Regions from separate parts of the Homo sapiens genome. Here region 2 is linked to region 1. Evidence: chromatin loops called from intact Hi-C (ENCODE). Cell type or tissue: ascending aorta. All regions are shown on one strand. Links, peaks and the distances in the headings refer to the core of each region. The heading gives the core; the rest is flanking DNA. Region 1 has its middle 33 kb from the start of FOXL1. Region 2 has its middle 57 kb from the start of LINC02189.

Evidence for each region. Peaks named below come from ENCODE experiments on the same cell type or tissue, not always from the same donor. Only the 100,000 strongest peaks of a DNase experiment are listed, where the experiment ranks them.
Region 2: it touches region 1 in a loop (3-fold over the local background); 6 of 110 quality-filtered maps call a loop at or near these places.

The regions. Positions count from the first base shown.
Region 1 is chr16:86,609,950-86,612,860 of GRCh38, forward strand. No RefSeq gene overlaps it. Among named protein-coding and RNA genes, the nearest start is that of FOXL1, 33 kb to the left of the region's middle. RefSeq lists enhancers at 1-465, 581-1,147. In ascending aorta, for the core only: no CTCF peak of the experiment used is centred there; a DNase peak (open chromatin) is centred at 1,732; H3K4me3 peaks cover 573 bases; H3K27ac peaks cover 2,099 bases.
Region 2 is chr16:86,663,222-86,666,060 of GRCh38, forward strand. No RefSeq gene overlaps it. Among named protein-coding and RNA genes, the nearest start is that of LINC02189, 57 kb to the right of the region's middle. RefSeq lists enhancers at 682-1,881, 1,658-1,787 and a silencer at 1,888-1,937. In ascending aorta, for the core only: no CTCF peak of the experiment used is centred there; DNase peaks (open chromatin) are centred at 1,430, 1,940 and 2,430; H3K27ac peaks cover 1,924 bases.

The sequences.
Region 1 (2,911 bases), core at 177-2,676:
AGAGTGGGAAGTCTGGGATGTCCCCCAGGATTGGTGCCTTGGTGACGAGTTTCCTGGATGTGCCGCTCCACTCGCCAGTGTGTTTCCTGGGAAGCAAGGAGGAAGCAGTGATGTGCCACCTCCCATGAGGTTTTGCTATTTCCAGACTTAAACCTTTTTTTCTTTAGATTTTCATATTTAATTGTGGTAAAATACATGTAACAAAATTTACCATCTTAACCATTTCGAAGTGCACAGTTCAGGACCCACCATTCCTCTTTCTGTCTCTATGACTGTGACCACTTTAGAAAACTCAAAAAGGTGCAGTCTTTGTCTTTTTGTGTCTGCCTTACTTCACTCAGTATCACGTCCTCAGGGTTCATCCATGCCGTGGCCTGGGTCAGGATCTTCTTCCTTTTCCAAGGCTGGATAACACGCCACTGTAAGTATATGCCACATATTACTCCGTCCATCTGAGGGCATGTAGGCTGCTTCCACCTTCTGGCTAATCACACTGCTATGGACATGGGTGTCCAAATATCTGTTCAAGTCCCTGCTTTCAGTTCCTTCTTGTCTAGGAATTGCTGGATCCTAGGACCAGACTTCAATCTTTAAACCCCACAGGATGAATCTCTAATGACGAAACTCAGGAGTGAGATTGGCCTCAGGTGGCAGATGTCATAGGGGAGAAAGAGCTTTCCCAGCAGCCCTTCAGTCACCAGATGTGCGTCCCCAGGAGCAGAGCCTGGGGCAAGGATTTGGGTGCAAGGAGTTTATTTGCAAGGTGGCCCCAGGAAGTGCCCATATGGGAGTGGGGAAGGGAGGCAGGGAAGGGATGGAGCCAATAGGGGTGCATTAATGAGGGGGTCGCTGTGAGGGCACCTGGACTCAGCCCTACTGGGGACCTCGGGAGGTCACAGCACAGGCCTCAGCATTGTCCCATGCTGGGACAGGCTGCAGGAGCACGGACTGCCTCCGGCTTGTCAGCGGCTGAGGGCTGCTCTGGGGTGGGGTTGTGCTTCCCAGCCCTTCCTGGCAGGAACGAGGCCTCAGCACCCGTGGCCAGGAACATCCTCAGCAGGTCTCAGGAGCTTGTGGTGGGAAGCCATTGTTGTGGACAGGCAGTGGGAGAGGTGGCCAGCAAGCCCTGCCAGAGGCTCCCTGACTCTGGAGGCTCCAGCTGGAGTTGAGCTGCGTTCAAAGTTCACCAAGGTCAGGGGCCCTTCTGCTCTCAGCTCCCCTTCAACAGGCTGGAGTCCAGCACAGGGACCTCCTTTCGATGATCCGGAGGATTTAACCTGTGACAGTGGGCTGCAAAACCAACGTTCTGGAAAGACCATGGATTGCATTCATCCTGGGACCAGGAGGAGGAGATGCGTGCCCCTCTGCTCCTGCCATAGCCTCCCAGCACCCTGAGCCTGGGCTCAGCCTCAGGCTGTCTCACAGGGCACGGCCAGCTGCCACCCCATGATGCAAATGAGCAAACTCTACCTTCCTCACTTCACAGCTGAGTCGTCTGTGGCCAGGGTAGACGGGTGGTTCAGCCGGGGCCACGGTGCTCTCAGGAAGCAAGGACACCTCTTGAACCGAGGCCTCCTGCCTCCTGAGTACGGCCCTTTCCTGCAATGCTCAGGGCAGCAGCACAGCCCTTCTGTTGGCCTCGGGAGAAGCTTGGTGGTTGTTTAGTCTCCTGTAGTCTTCCGTGCCTGGAGACCAAGAGGCTAGGGCTCACCCTCTGGGCTGTGTGCGAGGATTTTGCAACTGTGGTGAGACACGATTTAACATTTTAGAGACAGAAATGGCCATCTGAAAAGGCTAAAATTATACGTTTTGGCCCCTTCTGTGACCTTTGGAAAGGCGCCCAGCTTCTGACAGTCTCTGATGCTGTTTGGGGGAGGAAATCTTATGTTGAAGAAAAGCATGTTGCTTTCATTCCATGTTGTAGCATCTGTTTTTGCATCTTTCATTTCAGAGCCCACACTCTATTTCAAAGCCTTTCTCACTACCTCTAAGAGGGACAGCCAAGGACATTCAGGTGGAATGAGCCCACACATTCTTTCCAGAAGGACATAAAGAGGAAAAAATTATTACTTTTACCTCCAAAATACCTTGCAAGAATATGCTTTCCTGCAGTGATTTGAAAAATCCTCCCAGTTAAGTTCTCTTATCAGGAAGGGATATTATCCCCTAGTAATCAGAGAGCAGAGACAGACGAGTTGTCCGATTTGCAGAATAAGCACTTTCAGGGGTTACTTGACTCTTAGGATACATCACTGCAGATCCCACTGCAAGTGCTAGTTAGAATCTTGGAATCCGAACCAGATGCAAGCACCTTTTCATCTGGGAATTAAAAACAAAATCAAAACCCTAGCACCACATTTTACAAAATGTAGTTGAATTCATTGCAAAAATTATTGTTAATGGGTTATTTGTAAGAATAACTATGGATACTGATTGGCTCTGCTTTTTCTGTACCGTTCTTTTGAAGATTCGTGTTATGTCAGATGTGAATACATACACCAGTGGTTTGAACTACTGGGTGACTCAAATCCGTGGAGGGAAACAACACCTGGTCTCCTGGAGCAGCTGGGTGACCTTGAATCACATTGTACGCTGGATGTGAGCCTCTTCACTTATACACGATTTGGACTAAATCATCCTTCTAGTTACTATTCAATAAGAAGAAAATAAGTGTCAATGACGCAGAGATTTATTCTATGATCGCTTAGTAATAAATTGACTCAGTATCATTTCTTTGTCTTCTGGCATCAGCACTGTGGCTTTCCATGGAGGTCACTGCTCCCCCACATTCAGTCCCTTTGGTTTGGATGGGGTTACTTTACTTCTTTTGTTTTGAGATGGAGTTTTGTTCTTGTTACCCAGGCTGGTGTGCAGTGGCGCGATCTTGGCTCACTGCAAGCTCCGCCTCCCA
Region 2 (2,839 bases), core at 14-2,513, 53 kb after region 1:
GTAAGTGGCAGACTGAGAATTTAAACTCATTTTTGAGTCCAAAGTCTGTGCTCTTAAAAATTGCATATGGATTCAGAAATCTGCGAAATTATTTTAAAGAAAATTAAACTGGAAAGCATCCTTTTCCTACCAATTTGAATGTAAAAACATCAGATGATTGAAGAAAGAGAAAACTGGACCCACATCATCTAGATTAGATGTGGACAATGCCCATATTCAGGAAAGGTTGCCAATCTTTCATTTTGGCTTTCATAAGATAGATACGACATTTTAAAATTTCTTGTTGTTTCTTTTTTTCTTTTTGTGTGTTTGCTTGTTTTGTATTTAAAAATCATTGTGCTAGGAGACGACCAATTTCAGTTCAGAATTCTGCCTCAAATACCCTGGCTAACATAGTTCTAGATTGTTAATGTGCAGGATTGTTAATGTTAATTCTGCAGGAAGAAGAAGCACAGTCGCTTTATCTGCACCAAGATCCTCATCTGGCATTGGGTCAAGATCACTGGGATGATTTCAAGACTGGTGTGAAAGTGTCATCTAGCCTTAGTCATTTACAATATGTTATTGCAAGCCCAGTGAAAACAACAACAACTAAATTTCACCCTAAAGCATGTTCCTGTGCCTGCAGATTAACCATATGGAATTCAAGAAGTAATTTAGAGCTGCCTCGTTTCAGAGGTGATGAGGATGATTTGTGTACGTCAGCGCCCATGCAAGAGTTCAGTACAGCTCTTGGACAAGTTTTCCCAACTTGTTTTGTTTTGCAACCTGGGACCTTGTTATTCCTTTGTTGGCTTAGTTCTGTTTTCACTGGATTTTGAAAGTGGCTGTTGTTTGGCAGCTTTTCACCTTCTGCTCATTGTGAAAGCCAACTTCAGACGCTGAGGTGCCCTCTAAGAAGACTTCCCTGTCAGGTTCACGGAGAAATTGATCACAGGGTGAGCCCCATCAACTCGTCATTTTCTCCCTGTGGTCTGGATTTTGACAGAAACCTTTGACTTTCTCCTGATGCATTTCTACCTTATTGACTCAGGGGAAAAGTACAGAACATATGAGTATTCCGAATGTTTCCAGAGCGATTATGCTCGCTGGCGAGTGATCCCTTCATGTTGCCACCACATGGAACGCCACCTGTTCCCCCGCCACGGCCTCTTTGGGGAAAACCAGGAAGGGGATGCAGACACGATGGACATTTCAACACAGCGAACTCAATTTCAAGAGAAAAGGGCCAAGGACCTTCCGCCCCTCCACGTTTGCCTCTTTATGTTTTTGATCCGTATTGGAGACCATCTGGCCACGTTTCTGTTCTCTGCTGCTTGTGGGTTGGTTGGCGTTGACTCTGGTCAGAAGGAGAACAGAAAAATCCTCAGGGAAAGTACAGGATGTGACAGAAAACTGAGCTGGTGAATCAGGGGTGGGCTGGTCCCCATTGTGTCAAAGTGCAAGAGTTCTAGAAGGTTGTGGGCAGGAAATGGCATTGCTGAGTCAGTGGGGAGGACTTTGCTCCATGACTCATCCCCCCACGACAGACACACCTTGGGGCACAGACACAGAGGAAACCAAGAAAAGCTTATAGCGGGGTTAATGGGAAAGCTTACTGAGTATTATTGAGTGGGAAACTCTCCCAAACCCCAGGGCATTTAAGGGAAAAAGATATCTAGAGATGCAGCCTTACGTGGGTTCCCTAGAAGTAGACCCTGAGACAAGGTTGCGTGTGAAAGGAAGTTACCAGGAAAGTTATCTGCAAAGACAGGTGGAAGAGGAACTGAGAGGAAAAAAGGCAGGAAGCCAAGCCAAGGTGAGGCTTCAAGCAAAGTCAGCTGAAGATGCCTTTGGCTCAGCCTCTAGGGAGGAAGTCACATCCCAGAGCCAGCCAATCAGAGCCAACAGTTGCAGTATTTGTACCCACAAGATCCCCCTGGGGGCTGTAAACTCCCAGGCACTGCTGGCTTTGCGTACTCTCAGGCAGAGTGCCTTCTGAGGGCAGCACCGGACAAAACGCCCCAGCACTGGCCGCCAGGCAGCTGGTGTCCAAACCGGGTCAGGCAAGAGGGCACAGGGGGGTGTTCGGGGCCAGCTCCCTCTGGGGTGTGAGCATTGCTTCCCAGCTACATGTGTGGAGACAACCATTAATTTAGTTTGATGTCAGCCATGTGGGAGTATTTACACCATGGAAATTGGCAAGTGCCATAATTCGGGGTTTTCTTTTTGAGAGCTCATTGTTAAACATTTACCAGCATGGCTGGAACACTGACAATGTTTGGTACAGACTCATGCAACTGACATTTCCTGAGCATTTCCTAGGTGCCAGGCACTGTTCTAAGCATTTTTATACATGTTAGCTCATTCGATCCTCACCATGACCCAAAAGAAAGAGTACTGTTTATCATCTCCATTTACAGATGAGGAGACCAAGGCACAGAGAGGCTAATGATTTAAAGAGACAGAACTGCCGCCAAGGCTGTCTAGCCCCAGAGTCTGTGCATGCTTTTTTTTTTTTTTGAGACAGAGTCTCGCTCTGTCACCAGGCTGGAGTGCCATGGCGCGACCTCGGCTCACTGCAACCTCTGCCTCCTGGGTTCAAGTGATTCTTCTGCCTCAGCCTCCCGAGTAGCTGGGACTGCAGGCACGTGCCACCAGGCCTGGCTAATTTTTGTATTTTTAGTAGAGACAGGGTTTCACCATATTGGCCAGGCTGGTCTCAAACTCCTGACCTTGTGATCCGCCCACCTTGGCCTCCCAAATTGCTGGGATTACAGGATGCATGCTTTAACAAGAGGAAAGTAAATGTGTACAGGTCATTCATTGCAGCACAACTTATAATTACCAAGTATTGGAA